Linked DNA regions of Homo sapiens: region 1 is linked to region 2. The links are chromatin loops, found by intact Hi-C in ENCODE. Cell type or tissue: Caco-2. All regions are shown on one strand. Each heading gives the region's core, and the rest is flanking DNA. Links, peaks and the distances in the headings are about the cores only.

Region 1 (9,849 bases), core at 1,026-9,025, 260 kb after region 2:
TATCATTGGGTATATAATGAGAGAAAGTTTGGTTAGTGGAGAACTTAGACGAGGGAGAAGGGGGTGCAGGATGTGAGGAGGCAATGAAGTACATTTCAAAGGATCCTATGGGGTCCTTCCCTGAGACTTCTCCTACACCACAGAAATGGCCTAATGAAGGGGAAGAACTCTGGGGAGCAGCAGTCGTCATCTGTGCTGGATTACATTGGTTCAGCTGACCATGGGGAGGGGAAACTCCTTTAGTAAAATGAATGTATGGTTTTAAGAAGCTGCAAGTACTAGTTGGGGCCGTCCGTCCTTGCTCTTTGGTGTTTTATAGAGCATCGGACAAATTTCGGCAGAGAAGCTCTGCTCTAGGAGGACAAGATTCCCAGTTCATACTGGACTCTTTGTCAAAGTCCTCCCAAACTAACTTATCTCAGTTAACAGATTTCCAGTCTGAGGAGAGCTAGGAAGGATAAAGATACTTTTCTAAAGTGTAGATTTGCCTCTGGTTTGACAAATCTTCACAGGGCATCAGAAGGCAAGCGTCAAAAGTAATGGTTTGGGGTGAACTTGACCTAGTTACACTAGTAAAGAGAGGACTAGCAATAGAAGGGGAAAAGAAAGAGATGCAGTATAGGAGGTTCAAACCCATTTTCGCTTTAGCTTGGTTGGAGTTGGCCCTGGAATAGCTGTCCATGATTCTGGAGGGGGTGGTGCTCTTTGGACCCAGGTGTAATGAGTCCATCCTCTTTCTGCTGTTCGAACCGCGGTCTTGGTGCTTAGAAGCACTAGGTAGGGTCCTTCGAAAGCGGGTTCGAGTTTTCCTTCCCTTTAGCTTTTGACAAGGACACGGTCCTCATGCTAATGTTGGTGTACTGGAAACTCTAGCGGGGGGGTACCTGTGCTGAAAGACCTATAGTTCTGAGGGACGAGAAAGTGGAAGATAAACCAAACATACAATTTCTGAGGAACTGATCTTTTGTTTTGACTGTGGGAATGTCAGCAGTGGAGTGCAAACAGGGCAACCTATACAACACTTCGTAAGGGGATAAGCGAACATCTTTCCGAGGGGCAGTTCAGATTCTAGGCAGGGCAATGGGATGGCAGCTAGTCCATGGCACCCGAGTCTCTAGACTAATTTGGTTAGGTGGCTTTTTTAGAGTTTGGTTCATTCTTTCCACTCTTCCTGATGAAGGTGGGTGCCAGGGAGTATGATATTCCCATGTTATATCCAGTACCTGGGCTAATTTCTTAATGACATGTACAGTGAAATGAGTCCTATTATCTGAGTCAATGCTTTCTATTAATCTAAACCTGGGTATAATATTTTCAACTAATGCCTTGACTACATTACTAGCAGTTGTACTTGAAAAGGGAATAGTTTGTACCCAACGAGTAAGGTGATCTATTATTACTAATAAATACTTTAGACGACCAATTGGAGGCATCTCTGTGTAATGAATCTGGATACTTTGGAATGGCCTTAAGCCTGGACTCCTTCCCCCAAGGGGTAATCTTTTTATAGTTTGTTTATTGGTTTTCTTACATACTGAGCAACTGTCTGTAACCCGTTTGGCCGGGGTATAAATTCCTGTGCACCCATAAACTCTGAGGACTGCGTCACACATGGCGTGGGGCCCCCAGTGGGTCCCTTGACGCAGCTGGAACAACATTTCGCTCATAAGGGGTTTGGATAACATTTCTCTCTGGTCTGGCAGTATCCATTTTCCTTCAGAATTCTCTTTAGCAACTGTTTTTATTAATTTTTTAGACCAAAGAAACCCAAATGCCATTTTATATTTGACAATTAGCAGATCAGCTAAATGTCACCTTTCTATTAGTGTGCTATTAATGTTAAACTCAATTTTAATAAAACCTTTTAGACATATTTATCCAATTTTAATGTCTGACCATAAGTTTTTTATAGACTCTTTTTAACCCTTTATAATTTTTGTTAAAGAACAGGTTAGTACTTTAAGAAAAACCTGTTGTGCTTTTATTTTAATGTCCAGTTTACAGAAACTTTAACCAATATGTTTACACACAGAATTTCCTTTACAATTAACTTTTCAAACCTTGCTTAAACCTTCAAAACAATTTTTAACCTTTTAATGTAGGTAAAAATCCACATTCTTATGCCTCCTTATAATCCTTTTACCAAAAGTATATTTTACTTTCCTTACACACCTTGCACATAAACTGTTTCTTCAATAGTTTTACATTCAGGAGGCCTAATTACTTTTCAATTATATGACATTTCTTGCATAAATTCCCTTTTATAACATTTTTCACGACTTTCACAGACGACCTTTGACATGCCTTAACTTTCTGACTTGTCGTAAATATCCCTTTCTTTAAACAACCAGTTAATTTACTTTAGGACAAGAATTTACCATATAAGATTCTTTTTACATAAATTCTCCTTTTTTTTTTTTTTTGAGATGGAGTCTCGCTCTGTCGCCCAGGCTGGAGTGCAGTGGCGCAGTCTCAGCTCACTGCAAGCTCGCCTCCCGGGTTCATGCCATTCTCCTGCCTCAGCCTCCTGAGTAGCTGGGGCTACAGGCTCCCGCCACCACGCCCGGCTAATTTTTTTTTTTTTGTATTTTTTTAGTAGAGACGGGCTTTCACCGTGTTAGCCAGGATGGTCTCATCTCCTGACCTCATGCTTCACCCGCCTCGGCCTCCCAAAGTGCTGGGATTACAGGCCTGAGCCACCGCGCCCGGCTAATTCTCCTTTTTTTTTAATGTCAAAGATGATAACCATTCTTTTCCAAAGCACACTGCCTTCATGTCTGTGGACTAGACTGCCTGAGGCCACAAGATTAGAAGTTAGGATCATACATGTTAGACTTAACTTTTAGCAAACTTTACTTTTGTTGAAAACCTTGTAAGTTTGGGATTTTAATTATGTGCTAGGTGTAGAGCCTAGGACCTAGACAGAAGTGCAGATGAGGTCTGGCTTCTCCTAGCATTTAACTCCATGTGTCCTAGGTTTTCCCTAGCTGCAAAGCAGGCCAGTTGTACAGCTAAGAAACGGTAGTCTGTTTGGCTATCTGATTAATAGCTCTAAGTTCTTGCACTAACCAGTATGACCCATCTGGCTTCTTTACAGGCAGAATTTGAGTGTTATAGGGAGACATACAGGGTTTAAGCAGCCCGTCACAGAGAAGACCTTCAATTATCAATTGTAGGTTTTAAATTTACCCTCACTTTTAAAGGAATAGGGTATTGCTTTCTCTTTTCTACTTCCCCAGGGGTTTTTAATTTTTTTAATTTAACACGAATCGGAGGAATCTGTAACTTTCCTCGATTCCTGTCTTTTGACCATACCTTGGGATGAATGTGTTCTTTGTCTGCGGTGGGGAGCAAGTTTAGGGAGGGGAGGAATTTTCCCTAATCAATATAGAGGCGTAAGCCAAATTTTAGTACTAAATCTCTCTCTGATAAGTTTGTTCCTGCCTCTGGAATTAACAGAAATTTAATATGAACTGATTTGCTTTTATATATGACTTTTGTTCTTTTTCCCATTTGGGACATTGTCTTTTGAAGTGACCTATTTTTAATTCGAAACATTTGTTTTGTCCTCTTTCTCTCCCTTTGCCTCTTCGTCTGTGTCTCTGTCTCTCTCTCTCTCCGCCTCTCTGTCTCTTTCTCTCTCTTTGCCTCTCTGTCTCTTTCTCTCTCTCTCTTTTTCTTTGACTCTCTCTCTCTCTCTTTCTCTCTCCTTGACTCCTTCTGTTCCCTGTCAGTCTTTCTCCTCTAGGATTTTTTTTCTCTACCTTTGAGTCTCCTGGCTTTACTCTTTCATCCTCTTTATGTTGCCTGGAGAGTGGGGGTCTAGGTTCTTTACAGGTTCTGGCCCCCTGGGTACTTTGTTGTATGGTAGACAGCAGAATTTTTGCTTTCTGCTTTTTTCTTCATCTCTTCTTACATACACTTTTTGGGCTTCTCTTAGAAGCTCTTCTATAGGTTTATCTTTCCAGTTCTCTATCTTTTGTAATTTCTTATTAATATCTGGCCAACTGTTAGTGACAAAATGCAGTTTTAACATTCCCTGCCCAAGAGGATCCTCGAGACCTAGACCAGCATATTTTCTCATTTGTTCCTTTAATCTAAAAAATTTTATAGGTGCTTCATCTTTCCCTTGCTGTACATAAAATGTTTGGGTAAGATTCTGGGATACTGATTCTTTAATCCCCTTTATTATCAATTCCCTAAGGTCCTGCATATTTTCTTGAGGGGCTGCATTGTTATTGTCCCACCTGAGGTTTTGGGCGGGAAATTTTTGATCCGCTGTAGGAACGTTTTGGCCAGAAGGGTGTTCACGTTCCAAGACTCCCATAGCAGTTCGACGGATCGTGGCTCTTTCTTCCCCCGAGAAGAGAGGAAAGGGAAGTTCTGAAAATCCTTTTTACATTGCTCTATCTCACGCTGAAGTCCTTTTAGGGAAGAGGACTTAACGCTCGTAGTGAGTGGGCTCCTGGGACAGTTCCCAGGAGGCAGGGTTATAAGGAGGGGGACAATGGGGATAGGAGAAGGGTCTGGGACAGCAGCTGCTTTTTCTTGTTTTTGGTCCTTTCATTATCCTTCTAGTATTTTAACATGAGACCTAGGGGGCACTCAAGGGGAATATCCTTGTTATCTTTGTCCTTCTTGGTCCCTGTCTTGCTTGGGGTATTTCCCATATTGGGTCCTGGTTAGGCCCCATCTCTCATCTTAGAGATGTGTCTCCTATCCTTTAGCCCCACCTGCTGGAGGCTCCTCGCATTCACACACACTTTCAACCCCCGCAGAGTATCCCGACCACCGAGGAAACGCTTGGCTGCTCCTGTGGTGTTTCTTACCTTGGTCTGTGCACAGAGTTACCTGGTCGCTGCGGTGTGTGATGATCCCTTTCCCCAGGTCGCCAGCCAGTTTCTTTCTGCATTGCTGAGAGTCCGGGTTTATTTGTCACACCCGGTGGGTCTTGATTCCTTACCCCTGAGGCCACTGCAACAAGGCAGCGGGGCATGCCTCCTCATGGGAGAGGACCAGACCCTTCACCAAAGGAGAATGGGAATCCCGGGCGGGCCCCCAAATTTGTTAGAAGTAAATTTTCAGTGCCGCAAAAGAAATAGCACTTGAACATAAATTTTTTCAACTAGGCTGTAGCAGGATAAGCTGCAGACAAAACCCCTCAGACACCAAGTTAAAGAAGGAAGGGCTTTATTCGGCTGGGAGCTTCGGCAAGACTCACGTCTCCAGCAGTCGAGCTCCGCGAGTGAGCAATTCCTGTCCCTTTTAAGGGCTTACAACTCTAAGGGGGTCCGTGTGAGAGGGTCGTGATCCACTGAGCAGACATGTGTCCGTTTCACCTAGGTTATCTAATTTGTTGGCATACACTTTTCATAGTATTCCTTTATACTCCTTTTTATTTCTATAAGGTTGGTAATAATGTTCCCTCTTTTATTCCTGATTTTAGTAGTTTGGGTTTTCTTTCTCTTTTTTTTGGTCTGTCTAGCCAAAATGTGTCAGTTTTGTTGACCTCTTCAAAGAACCAACTTTTAGTTTTGTTGATTTTTTCTATTCTGTTTCATTTATTTCCACAATAGTTTTTATTGTTCCTGGATATGAAATTAATATAAAAATCAGCTGTATTTCTGTATGCCAGCTACAGTTAGAAGGTGATTATTTTTGTAAAAAACACCATTTATGATAGCATTAAATAAATCAAGTACCTAAGAGTAAGTAATAGAAAGTGTACAAGATTTCTTTGAAGAAAACTGTAAACCTTTATTGAGGGACCATAAAGAAGACATAAATTGAAGGATCCAGCGTATTCATGGATTAAAATATGAATCCATTTTGTAGTTAATTTTCTTCAAATTTGTTTATAATCTCATGCAATTCCCATCAAAATCACAAACAGGTTTTTTTGTTTGTTTTGTTTCGATGTGCATCTGGACAAGCTGTTTCTAAAATGTATGTGGAAACTCAAAGGGCTGAGAACAGGCAAGATATTCTTGAAAGAGAATAAGGCAGAAAGACACTCTTGGAGATCAAGACCTGTTATTAAGTCAGCATAAACCCTTGACATATGGTAAAGGGGCTTTTCCTATCATTTTTCTTTTCTTTTTACAAATCCACTTTTACTGGTATTTATTTACTTTTCATTAGTTCAAATCCTTGAGGAGTACAGCATCACAGAGCCGCCGTGACTAGTGGCCTAAGCAGGACGGCTGCTTTGGAATTAGGCACACATTGTGCCACTGTTTCCGTGGGCACACGTTACCTTTCTCCACCTTACTCTGGTTTTGTTTGGTTTGCTGCCAGGAGTCAGTATTATTCTTTGTACACATAAGCGCATTTCCTGCCCAAATCAAATCTCATTTTATGTCAGCCATAAATACCTTCAGTTTTAAGAAGAGCTGTGTCCTCCCTTTGGTTCTGGAGATCCTGCTGACGGCAAAAACGGCCTTGGACCACAGCTTTCCAGGCATACTTGTCATTTAGAATTCCTCCTCCCAGCAGGCCTCCGGGCTTCAAGTTGGCAGGAACAGCAAGGGGGCTTTTCGGTAGATGCTGCTGGGACAATTGAGTATCTACTTGGAGAAAAAATGGAATTGGATTCATACTTTTGCACCCCGTACCAAAATCAAGTTTAGATGGATTGTGGATGCCCTCACGGTTGGGAATGGCTTTTACAAAAAGACAAAGAGGCATTAAATGTAATGAAAAAGTGATACGTTTGTGTACTTTTAAAATTGAGAATGTTTCCCAAAACACACGATTAAGAAAGTCAAAAGGCTAGCTGCAATGTAGGAGTTACTTACAACACGTGGTAAATCCTGACATCACAATTTTGAGCATAAGAAGCCAAACACTCAGTAATAAATCTTGCTTGATTGCATTTCTGTAGAGCTTAGAAACAGGCAAAACTAATTGTACTGTTTAGGGATGAATTCTTAGGTGATTAAACTCTAAAGAAAAGAATTTTTCTTGATTACTGTAAAGGCAGGACGGAAGGAGGGCCTTCTTAGTTGCTGGTTACCTGTAGTTCTTGACCTGGATGTTTACATGTACGTTGGCTTCATAACATACATGAATATACAATTTAATAAAATTGTATTAGGTACGTCTCTATATTTTTCTGTGAAACGCAAATAGTTTTTTAAATTGAATGTAATTTTTTCCTTTTCAATGGCTTAGTTGTATAAGAAAATATGTTTAGATTTTTAAAAAGCTGTTTTCTCCTGGTGTTTGGAATCTTTACATTTGTAGAGATTCACATAGGCCCTTTTGGCTAGGCTCAGATTGAGTAGATAACAAATCAAACCTTTAAGACTTTAGTTCTGTTGTAGTTTTAATAAAACAGAAGAAATAAATCTGTACCAGAATGAAAGTTAGATTTGGTATCTCTGCTTTTCAGTATCATCAAAGCTGAGATAGGAAAACCTGAATCTTTGGATGGTTTTATTGTTTCTCTTATTTTGTTTATTAACAATGAAAGGTACCTTCATATCTGCCTCCCACATATCCCTCTTTGAAAATCTTGTGACAGAATTAGTTTTGAATCTTTCTGAATTACTCTGTTGACCTAAACAATGTAAACAACATAGAAGGAAGGACATAATACAATTATGTACAATCAATATAATAAATGAAGTTTATTCCTGTAATAGAGAATTAAAAGGCCCACCTAGAGGTTGGGAAAGAAAGGTCAGTGCTAGGCCGGGCGCGGTGGCTCATGCCTGCAATCCCAGCACTTTGGGAGGCCAAGGCGGGCGGCTTGCCTGAGGTCAGAAGTTCGAGACCAGCCTGGCCAACATGGTGAAACCCCGTCTTTACTAAAAATACAAAAATTAGCCAGGCATGGTGGTGGGCACCTGTAATCCCAGCTACTCGGGAGGTTGAGACAGGAGAATTGCTTGAACCTAGGAGGCAGAGGTTGCAGTGAGCTGAGATCGTGCCATTGCACTCCCGTCTGGGTGACAAGAGCAAGACTCTGTCTCAAAAAAAAAAAAAAAAAAAAAGGGCCAGCGCTGTGATAGTAAATTCAGAGGTCGTGTCCTCTCCTGGGGTCTCAGCCACTCGTTTCTCGGTGGCGCTAGAGGTAAGGGTTGGGGAAGCTGTAAAGAGTATTGGTAGAATGGAAGGCACTGACAGCCCAAAGTCTCATGAAAGGATGAAAAATCAGTGAATAAATGAGAGTCTGAGTAAGATCAGGCAAATACTAAGGACTCTGTACTGGCTGTGATACCAAAAAGAAATCAAGGGATTGAGGAAAGCAATTAAAATACAAATCATTATTAGTGAACTTTAAATGTTTTAAACAATTATTTTACTAAGACTTCAGTAGGAAGACAGATCTATAACTTGGGGCTAGAGTAAGAGGTGTTGGAGGTAGACGGGGAACCAGGTGTAACAGGATGGAGAGATGGACAGTACACAGTGTATGTATGCATAAATGTGCACACGGACATATCCAGAAATGTTGAGGAATTTGTGTAGGATCGAGAGAGGATTAGGGTGGCTATTCCTGCAGATCATATGGGGCAGAAAAAAAAGGATTAGAGTGGCTGATCTTGAAGGAATATGGTCAATTAGTTGAGTAAAATTGATGAAGTAAAACTAAATAACTTATTACAGAATATAAAGAATGATAGGAGGGGAGAAGAAAGGGCTTCTCGGTGTAAATATTGGGTATGATCAAGCTAATGAATGTGACTGCTCCCTAGCTGGTCATGAAAATTCTCCTCAAGATTATTAAATCAGGGATTATGTCTTGTCCAAATATAAGTGAAATATTGTTTGTAACAATGATAAGTTACTTGGCTTTACATTTTAGTAACTACCCTTTCATGTTTCTTTAACTCTTGAAATATTTTATTAGGGGTTGAGCATTCATGATGGTACCTGGAAGTCAGCAATTTATGGTTTTGGAGATCAGAGTAATTTGAGAAAACTAAGAAATGTATCAAATCTGAAACCTGTCCCGCTCATTGGTCCAAAATTGAAGAGAAGGTAAATTAACTTAAAATCCATTTTTTATATATCTAGTCTAAGTATATTGTTGTTGGGTTGGCTATTAATAAAGTATGTTACTAAGAAAAGCTTGGAGACTAATTTGTAGTAAGTTCAGAATTGTTTTCACAGATAAATAAGATATAATTAATCCATTACCATATGCTTGAGATAAATAAGATATAATTAATCCATTACCATAAGCTTAAGATAAATAAGACATAATTAATCCATTACCATAAGCTTAAGTACTTCGTGTGTAATAAAACATGTGAATCCTAGGAAATAAGTGAATCTTATGATGACTTTTCACTATCAATATAGAAATTAACTGTCAACTAAATTTTATGTGAGAACTTTTTTTCTTTTTTAAAAATTTATTTTAGTTTAGTTTTATACTGCAGGACATATGTGAGAAGTTTAGAGGTAAGAATTTAGGGTTGGGCTGTTGAAAGGAGCGTTCTGGTTTTTTTTTTCTTTTGAGACAGAGTCTCTCTTTGTTGCCCAAGTTGGTCTCAAAGTCCTGGCCTTAAGTGATCCTCCTGCCTCGGCCTCCCAAAGTGCTGGGATTACAGGCATGAGCCACCATGCCCTGCCACTGATTTGCTTATTCAGACATTTACCAGCCAAAGTTGTAATTGCAGGAAATGCAAAATATTCATAGGTCTGTCTTGCAGGTGGCCAATTTCTTATTGTCGGGAACTCAAAGGTTATTCCATTCCTTTTATGGGATCTGATGTGTCTGTTGTAAGGAGGACTCAACGTTACTTGTATGAAAATTTAGAGGAATCACCAGTAAGTATATATGGTTTATTTATCAATAAAGTGTGTGTTACAGTTCCTCTTTCTATTCAGTGTGGG
Region 2 (9,849 bases), core at 1,334-9,333:
AGCTAAGAACCGGTATCTCAGAGAACGCCGATGGCTCCTGACTAGGAGGAAAAAGGACAAACGATGGATAGGGTAGAAAGGGACCCAAGAAAGTACTGGGGCAAAAAGGTAAGCGAGAAACAAAAAATGGCTGAAAGACTAGACAGACGATTCCCAGACACAGCAAGAGTCATTTAAATGATGAAAGAGTCACTATTTAACAAACGATAGAAACCAGGCAAGAAGGTTAACACAGGTTTAGATGACTAGGAAACATGACCAACAAGTAAGGCCACTACTCTGCATTAGCAAAATCTTCAGCTAGGAGACTTTCAATCTATGATCCTCTGAGGATGCCTGGATAACAACTACATGTACCACTACAAATAGATGTTAACTGTGTACAGCCTGTTTCTAAATATAGAGGTGGATTCCTCCAGCCCTTTTCCTTCCTAGTGTTCCCACACTGCCACCTCGTGGGTCAGCACTGCAAGGAGCCGGTTTGAACTGGAAGGGATTTCTAACTGGCCCTGTAAATTCACAAGGCAGGTACATGGTAAAGCCTCAATTCAAGGGTTTAATCCTTATGTTTTCCTCTGTTTAATTACAGTGGAAGACAGCCTTAAGGTACATTGTTTCTTTTGTGGGTGATAAGAATTTTCTAAAGTTGATTATGGTGATATTAGTATGTACTTAATGCCACCGAAGGGTACACTTAAATAAATAAAAGGGTAAAGTTAATGTTACTTTATATCACTTTAAATAGGCAAATGGTATGGTATATGAGTTATATCTCAATAAAGCTGTTACAAAAAAAGGAGGAGGTGGCCAGGCACATTGGTCTGTAGTCCTAGCTACTGGGGGGGAGGAGAGGGGGGCTGAGGTAGGAGGATCACTTGAGGCCAGGAGTTTGAGGCCAGCCTGGACAACATAGTGAGACCTTGTCTCTCTGAAAAAATAAATAAATAAAAAGAAAGAGGAGTAGGAGGAGGCAGCTGTAGCAAATACATAAATGGTTTCTAAAACTGCAGAAAACTTAAAAAGGATGTCAGAAATCACTCAATACCTTCATTTCAAAAAGGCAAAACTGAGACTCAGATTAACTTACTTACCCTACTTACCCAGGCAGTAAAAACTAGGCCAAAAAGGGGCACTATTAACCCATTTATGGAGGTCTTCTATGGTCTCCCAATCCTGAGAAGCTTTTTCTCTTAAGCTTGATCCTCAGCAATGCTATCTTTTGCTGCCTAACTTACTACTGGGAGATCACACTCACACCAATGACTTCACAGAGCAGTAGTATCACCACTATTCCAATAGTTCAAAACCCAGCACTCACCCTTCACCACAGAGCACTACTGTCACCACTATTCCAATAGTTCCAGCTCAAAACCCAGCACTCACCCTTCACCACAGAGCAGTACTGTCACCACTATTCCAATAGTTCCAGCTCAAAACCCAGCACTCACCCTTCACCACAGAGCAGTACTGTCACCACTATTCCAATAGTTCTAGCTCAAAACCCAGCACTCACCCTTCACTGCTTCCTTGCCCTTTAATCGGTCAACAACGTGGGTGAACTCCTCAACATGTTTGGTTCCAGGCCCTCTACCAGTCCCCTAGCTCAGGCCTTCATCACTTCACATCTAGAATAACGCACATTTTCTCCTAACTGGAATCCTCATCTCCAGTCTTTCCACTTCTCTCCCTCATCACAAAATTCACCCAAATCAGGACTCCTACACAAATCTTCCATGTGCACCTCATACTGCAGCCCAAAAATCTCTATGGGCTCCTCAAGAGTTGTACCTAGAAAATAAAGTTCAAAATCTCTTAACCTCAGCAAGGCCTTCTGTATCACAGACGCTATCCCAACTTATAATCTATCATCTATACAAACAGCACTTCGCTGCAGTCATAATGGTCTACTAAACAATGTATGCACATTTCCCAATTAGTTATTCCTCCATAGTTGTTATCTCTACCACTTATTTCACTGGTATCATGACTTTTTTTTTATTCCTTTCCCAAAGGTTCTCAACTCTGGCTATGCATTAGCATTACCTGTGAAGCTTTAAACAATTATGGGACCCTTAAGGATGTTGCTCAGACATCTGGATATTTTTAAATTCCACAGGTAAATGTGTAAAATACCAATGATTCATAGATTTTAAGTAAGTCTTTTTGTAAGATGCTTAAGTTTTCACCACTAAAACTGAGCATCCAATATTAGAGTCAAAAACTCAAAAATTAAACTGCCCAGAGAAACTGTTACCTACTACCCAAGGTTTCTTGATCATTGGTACAACATAAATCTTTCCAATTAACATCTACTTTCTAACAAGACGTAAACACAGCAGCTAAAAAATGCTAACAAGGATTAAATTTTTATATACTCAAATTCATTTGTGAGAAACATCTATCATAACCATGCCAATTAAAAATTCAACATAATTCCTGTTTGTCCTACCTATGACAATTATTTAAATGTAAACAGAACATGCTAATGTCAATGTCCAGTTTAAAACTGAACATGCAGAATTATTTATAGATATTATAAGCAGTTGGACTAATCCCAGCTGTGGCAATTTTACCTTAGCCCTTGGATATAAAGGCACAGAGAAGCAGGGAGTCAGTGAAGATGGAAAAGAAAGATAGGAGCTGTCAACCCAGACTGCTCTATAATAATCTGGGGAGTATTAAAAATGTCTATGCTCTGCCGGGCGCGGTGGCTCACGCCTGTAATCCCAGCACTTTGGGAGGCCAAGGCGGGTGGATCACGAGGTCAGGAGATCGAGACCATCCTGGCTAACACGGTGAAACCCCATCTCTACTAAAAATACAAAAAATTAGCCAGGCGTGGTGGCGGGCGCCTGTAGTCCCAGCTACTCGGGAGGCTGAGGCAGGAGAATGGCATGAACCCGGGAGGCGGAGCTTGCTGTGAGCCGAGATCATGCCACTGCACTCCAGCCTGGGTGACAGAGCAAGACTCCGTCTCAAAAAAAAAAAAAAAAAAAAAAAAGGTCTATGCTCCAGCCACACTCCAGACAAATTAAATGAGAATCTCTGAGGGCAGGACCCATGCACCAGCATTTCTTAAATCTCCCCGAGTGCTTTCAATGTGTAGCCAATGTCGAGAACCAACGAGTTACAAGGGAATTTCTCAAAGGAAATCTAAAGATGAGAGCTGTTCAAAGACAAACACAAAGAGGGAAAAAGTCCCAAGAACTAGTTAGTTACTTCAGAAGTAAGTTGCTTTCTCTTATCAGTTTATGAACAATTTTTACATATTACAAATATACACTTTTTGGCCATGCGAGTGACTCACACCTGTAATCCCAGCACTTTGGGAGGCCAAGGCAGGGGGATCACTTGAGCTCAGGAGATCAAGACCAGCCTGAGTAAATGGCAAAACCCCATCTCTACCAAAAATACCAAATAAAAAAAAAAAATTAGCCAGGGGTGGTGGCACGCATCTGTGGTCCCAGCTACTCAGAGGGCGGAGGTAGGCGGCTTAGGTGGCAGAATTGCTTGAACCTGGGAGGCGAAGGCTGCAGTGAGCTCAGATCATGCCACTGTACTCCAGCCTGGGTGACAGTGAGACTTCACCTCAAAAAATAATAATAATAATAATAATATTCCTTTTTATGTTGAAATATTTTCGTCAGTTTCTTGATTTTTTGTTGTTGTTGTTGTTATTGTTTTGATATGGAGTCTCACTCTGTCGCCAGGCTGGAGTGCAGTGGCATGATCTCAACTCCCCGTAACCTCTGCCTCCCGGGTTCAAGCGATTCTCCTGCCTCAGCCTCCCAAGTGGTTGGGATTACAGGCGCACACCACCACGCCCGGCTAATTTTGTATTTTTAGTAGAGATGGGATTTCACCATGTTGGCCAGGATGGTCTCTATCTCTTGACCTCGTGATCTGCCCGTCTCAGCCTCCCAAGGTGCTGGGATTACAGGCGTGAGCCACCACGCCTGGCCAGTTTCTTGATTTTTTTCATTATAAGATGGTTCATTAACATAAGGATGTTTTTAACTTTTATATATTCAAATCTGCCCAGTCTATCAATCTATCTTATCCCCTTGTGGTTGCTCTTATTTATTTTTGCTGCAAATGCTATAAGAACAACAAAAAGAGGACTTGCTTACATTATAATTCTCAACCCAAGTAATGAATTTTAAAAATCAGTATTGGCCAGATGCGGTAGCTCATGCCTGTAGTCCCAGCACTTTGGGAGGCCGATGCAGGTGAATTGCTTGAGCCCAGGAGTTCAAGACCAGGCTGGGCAACATGGTGAAACCCCATCTCTACAAAAAATATAAAAATTAGCCGGGCATGGTGGTGCATGCCTGTGGTCCCAGCTACTCAAGGCTGAGGTAGGAGGATGACTTCAGCCAGGAGGTTGAGGCTGCAGTGAGCCAGGAGCACACCACTGCACTCCAGCCTGGGTGACAGAGTGAGACTCTGTCTCAAACAAACAAACAAAAAGATCAATATTAGCCTACTGTTATAAATGCTTTTAAATGTTTAAAACTAAACATGAATAGGCCGTGTATAAAACAGTAAACTGGCAACAAGTAAACTTTAAAAAGGAAACATTCTTGATTGTACTATATTTAAACAACTAGTAATGGCTCTGTCCATTTTCACTTTTCAAATAGTAGAATGAGATATAAAACACAAGGTTATCCCACAAGTGGCCTTTATTTTTTCTATACTAACAAGTAATTATTATGTCAAAAACTAGGGGAAAAACTCATTTACACAGAATCTTCTTGTAGTAATAAACTGTAAGGAGATCAACAAGCACAATTTTCCCTCCAGATCATACCAACTCCAAGTAAAACTACTAGTTTCAAACATAGGTTTCGACTCTTATTGTGAAAAACATGGTCATCATCAATAAGCCACTATACCATGTAAATTTCATTAGTGAGTTTTATATAGATATTTATGACAAAATTTAACTTGTTTGCCCTTTTTTGGTCTAATTCAAAATAAGAGTTAATGGCAAATGTCAGAGGCTAAGAACAGTTTGGAAAGGGGGTTCATGAAGGAGACCACTCAGAGACAGTGTTTTAGTGGCTAAAAAATAAGTTGCCTTTCTGAAAAATATTTGTATGCTTTTTACTCCATTGTCCACCAGAGGGAGCATCACATCTGATTAAGAGATAATGGGGAACTCCCAGATAGAAATGGAAAATCATCTGAAACTTGATCTACGAGGTGCTACAGATGGTAGCATATACAGTTAAATGTAAAATCAAATCAGAGAACCCCCAAAAGAATCTCAAAGTGAGTGGGAGGACAGCCTCCTAGGGAGATCTCATCTCTAAAAAAAAATTTTCTTTTAATTAGCTGGGTATGATGTTGCACGCCTGTGGTCTCAGCTGCTCAGAAAATTCTGGAGGCTGAGGAGGGAGGATCACTTGAGCCCAGGAATTCAAGGCTGCAGTGACCTATGATCAAACCACTGCATTACAGCCTGGGTAACACAGGGAGACCCCAGTCTCTAGAGGAAAAAAAAAAAGAAAAGGAAAAAACAAGAAAAATGAGCAAAAGATAAATACAGACAAATCACAAAAAGATATAAATATGGCCTTTAAACACATGAAAAGATGTTTAACTTCACCCATAATGCAATTTAAATGCAAATTAAAACTATACTAAGATCCCACTTCTCACCCATAAGCTTAGCAAAAATTCAAAAGTTCAGGCTGCAAAGCTAAGGGAAACAAGTACTCACATACATCATTAGTGGGAATGCAAAATGGTACAACCCCACATAGGTATTTACACCTTGACCCAGAAATCCCATTTTGAGGAATCTACCCTGAAGATACACCAGCAACAATATAAAAATACACACATGCAAGGTTATTCATTAGAGCAATATGCACAATTGCAAAATACTGGAAATTGCCTAAATATCCACACATAGGAAATTAGAAAGTACAGTGGATACATAAAATTGAGCATTATGGAGCTATAACGAATAAGGAAGATCTCCATGAACTGATAGTAGAGTGATTTCCAGTAGACACAAAGATAATGAAGCAAGTGCAAAACTAAGAATGGAAAATAAGAACACACATATAGGCCGGGCACAGTGGCTCACGCCTGTAATCCCAGCACTTTGGGAGGCCGAGGCGGGTGGATCACGAGGTCAGGAGATCGAGACCATCCTGGCTAATGGTGAAACCCTGTCTCTACTAAAAATACAAAAAATTAGCCAGGCGTGATGGCGGGTGCCTGTAGTCCCAGCTACTCGGGAGGCTGAGGCAGGAGAATAGTGTGAACCTGGGAGACGGAGCTGGCAGTGAGCCGAGATCGCACCACTGCACTTTAGCCTGGGCAACAGAGCAAGACTCCGTCTCAAAAAAAAAAAAAAAAAAGAACACACATATATACTTGCTTATCTTAAAAAGAAAAAATATAAGATGAACCAGACGCTACGGTCTGAATGCTTATACCCCCCAGGCTGGAGTCCAGTGGCACGATCATGGCTCACTGCAGCCTTGACCTCCTAGGCTCAAGTGATCCTCCCACCTCAGCCTCCCAAGTAACTGTGATTACAAGGGTGCACACCATCCCACCCAGATAATTTTTTGTTTTTTTTTTTAACAAGATGAAGTTTCCCTATGTTGCCCAAGGTGGTTGTGAGCTCCTGGCCTCAAATGATCCTCCCACCTCGTCCTAACAAAGCACTGGGATTACAGGTGTAAGCCACCACTTGATTAAGCCAGACTTTAGAGAGACATGAAAAAAATGTAAAGCAATGCAATTCTCATTAAATTTTCGTTGTTTTAAAAAATACACACGGGCCTATAGTCCCAGCTATTCGGGGGACTGAGGCAGGACAATCGCTTGAACCCAGGAGGCAGAGGTTGCAGTGAGCCGAGATTGTACCACTGCACTCCAGCCTGGGCAACAAAGCGAGACTCTATCTCAAAAAAAGAAAATATAGTTTGATTCCTTAAAAAATTGTTACAACATAATAAATTTACATATATGTAACAATTTTTTAAGTAACCAAACCATCAAATATACACACACACACACACACACACACATATATATATTTTTGTTATTGTTGTTTTGTTGTTGTTGGGTATTTTTTGGAGGCAGGGTCTCACTGTGTCACCCAGGCTGGAGTGCAGTGGCGCAGTCTCAGCTCACTGCAGCCTCCACCTCCCAGGTGCAAGCGATTCTCCTGCCTCAGCCTCCAAAGTAGCTTGATTACAGGCATGCACCACCACATCTGGCTAATTTTTGTATTTTTAGTAGAGACGGGGTTTCGCTACGTTGGCCAGGCTGGTCTCAAACTCCTGGGCTCATGTGATCTGCCCACCTCGGCCTCCCAAAGTGCTGGAATTACAGGTGTGAGCCACCACGCCCTGCCTTAAATTTATGTTTAAATAGGTATTTTCAAAACTTAGTTTTAATTTTTATGCAATAAATATAAATAGATAAAACCCACATAAACAAAACATCATCAGCACTCTCAATAACGTTTTTTAAATCCCTATCAAATCCATTTTGATAATTTGTAAAAGGATAAAGGGGTCCTGAGACTAAAAGGTCTGAGAACCACTGGTCTATAACACCAGCTGCCTTAAATGCCAGAGTATGTTAAGAGCAGGGGCTGGGGCTGGGGACTGTATCGCTTCTGTTGCCTGATAATGCTGGATTCTGCACTACCATCACCACAGACACTGGGCCCTGCTGCTGCTGCTGCTCCTTGGGAAACTGGTTGTTGCTGGAGAGTGATTCTCTCAACCATTCTTCTTTGTGATACTGGCTTTTATTCAAAGTCCTCAGAGAGCATCTTAGATTGACCGAACTTAGGTCACTGCCCGCACCCTAGCTGCAAGGGAGGTTGAGAAGGTATTTAGCCTTTTTGGCTTTTTCGATAGAAGGCAGACTTGGTCTACATCCCACCAATAGTCTTCCAATGAGGAAATCGGCAAACATAAACAGTCAAAACCACAAGCATTAGCCCATTGCTCTAATTCTTTCTGGGAAGGTCAGAGGCAACCTTGTGGGGAATATCACAGCTCTATCAAAGATTCTCAGTGGATCTTAGAGATGGTGGTATTACACACAGGGAAGACAAATCCAAGTACAGGAAAAAAATTGATATTCCAACTGACTCCTCCATGACAAAAAGTTCTACCATAATAACCCGACACAAGGTGGCTGGCTGGTCCTGAAGATGTGTTGCCATTTGGGGAATCAGGACCAGTTACTACTGGCAGCAAACTGGGCACTCTGTACCAGCAGAAGCCACATGGCTATCATGAGGGGAAGTCTGTATTGTTGAGTTCCAGGCACCAGCCTCTATCCCCGTCCCCATGGTTGCTCTGTTCTTGAGCCTTTTGAGCAAGCACCAGGCTGTCTGAAGAACAACTTACTGCTATCCACAAAGCAGGTCATCCTGTCTGATTAAGAACGCCCTCTGCTGTGGCATTCACATGGACCAAATGTTTTCACCAGGGCTCAGCCATAAAGCCCTTTCCCAAACCTCGTTACAGAAGAAAAGGAAGCAGTAGAAGAAACAGGAATTATGACTCCCACTTAAAAAGAAAAATGTAGTCACATCCATAAAGTCCTTTCCCAAACCACATTATTATCAATTCTTCCACCTTATTTCAAATCCTAGACCCATTAGCCACTGCCCAGGAAGTTGCAAATCCTACTTCAAGCCATCGTTCAAGGTTCTGCTCTTTGAAATGATTTTGCTAGTTGCTTGACCTTCAGGGCCTCCAAGGAAGAGTCTGTAACACTGCAGCAATTCACTTACGCCTGGTGCTAACCATATTTTACAAAATCAGCCGTAAACCCAGTAACGTCTTTTTACATTATTTTCACAGAGGTAAGTGCTTCCTTGTCTCCACTAGCCTCTTCTACTCTACTGACCCTTAAACCTTGGGTTATTTTAGCCAATGTGAGAATTCTGCCTTTGCTGAAACTATTCATGCCAATGTCTAACATTCTTAGTAACTTCATTATTTAGATAATTCAACTAACCTCAGCCTTTGGGTTTCCTGACCAAAAATCTTTTCTTACTCCCTACCTTGGCCACATTCTGCCACACCCCGTACCTGTTGTATCAAGACACACACTACTTCTAAGCATGTACATATCAAGTCAACCCATTATCTGACCACTCACCATTTCTCTGACCACATGAGGACCTCTAATCCATTGATTCGGCCACATTTCACTGGCCATCACCTTCCTTACGACCTCATTCCCTACCTGAGAAACCATGATCCACAATTACACCCTCCCTTGCCTACAACTTCAACTTCCCGTCCCCTCTCTCCGTCCATCATGCTAACCTAGCAATCCTAGGTAAATCCAGTTCTCATAGCCAAGCAGCTGGCAATTGGGAGAGAAAGGAAACATGACCCAACTAACTGTTCCCACTTTAAATAAACAAACACAAGTTTTAAGTAGACCCTCAGCACTTTTCAACAATCCTACATTTCACGAGGCAATTTATGCTTCTCTCCTAGAAGACTATTTCCAATCTCTCCTAAGGCTGAGTCACTTAGCAACCACTTCCCTAGCGGTCCTTAAACTTTTCAATCACCACTGCTGTTGCCTTTTCTGGCACCTCTTCTTCTTACCCTCATATATGAAGATGTTCCCTTCCATCTCCACCCCAGGTTCAGTCCTTGGCCAAGAGACATTCCATCATCTCACCAAACACAGTGAGTTATTACCCTTTATTGCCTGGTCACATTTACTCACACTGCAACTCAAATGCAGCTGCCTTTTTTTTTTTCTTTTTTTTTGAGACAGGGTCTCACTCTGTCACCCAGGCTGGAGTGCAGTGGCGTGATCACCACTCACTGCAAC

The links. A loop is a pair of places that touch in the nucleus more often than their neighbours do. Peaks named below come from ENCODE experiments on the same cell type or tissue, not always from the same donor. Only the 100,000 strongest peaks of a DNase experiment are listed, where the experiment ranks them.
Region 1: a loop joins it to region 2, with 23 times the contacts of the local background. A loop is called at or near these places in 62 of 110 quality-filtered maps.

The regions. Positions count from the first base shown.
Region 1 is chr1:246,749,369-246,759,217 of GRCh38, forward strand. SCCPDH (saccharopine dehydrogenase (putative)) reads left to right here. Exons shown (of 12, transcript NM_016002.3): 6 at 8,858-8,988; 7 at 9,666-9,783. It also overlaps the pseudogene RPL35AP6. Among named protein-coding and RNA genes, the nearest start is that of SCCPDH, 30 kb to the left of the region's middle. RefSeq lists a silencer at 4,654-4,804. In Caco-2, for the core only: a CTCF peak has its summit at 4,717 (motif pointing left); DNase peaks (open chromatin) are centred at 1,593 and 4,733.
Region 2 is chr1:246,492,372-246,502,220 of GRCh38, forward strand. All of the region lies in intron 1 of SMYD3 (SET and MYND domain containing 3), which reads right to left. Among named protein-coding and RNA genes, the nearest start is that of SMYD3, 10 kb to the right of the region's middle. In Caco-2, for the core only: CTCF peaks have their summits at 5,113 (motif pointing right) and 5,314; no DNase peak of the experiment used is centred there.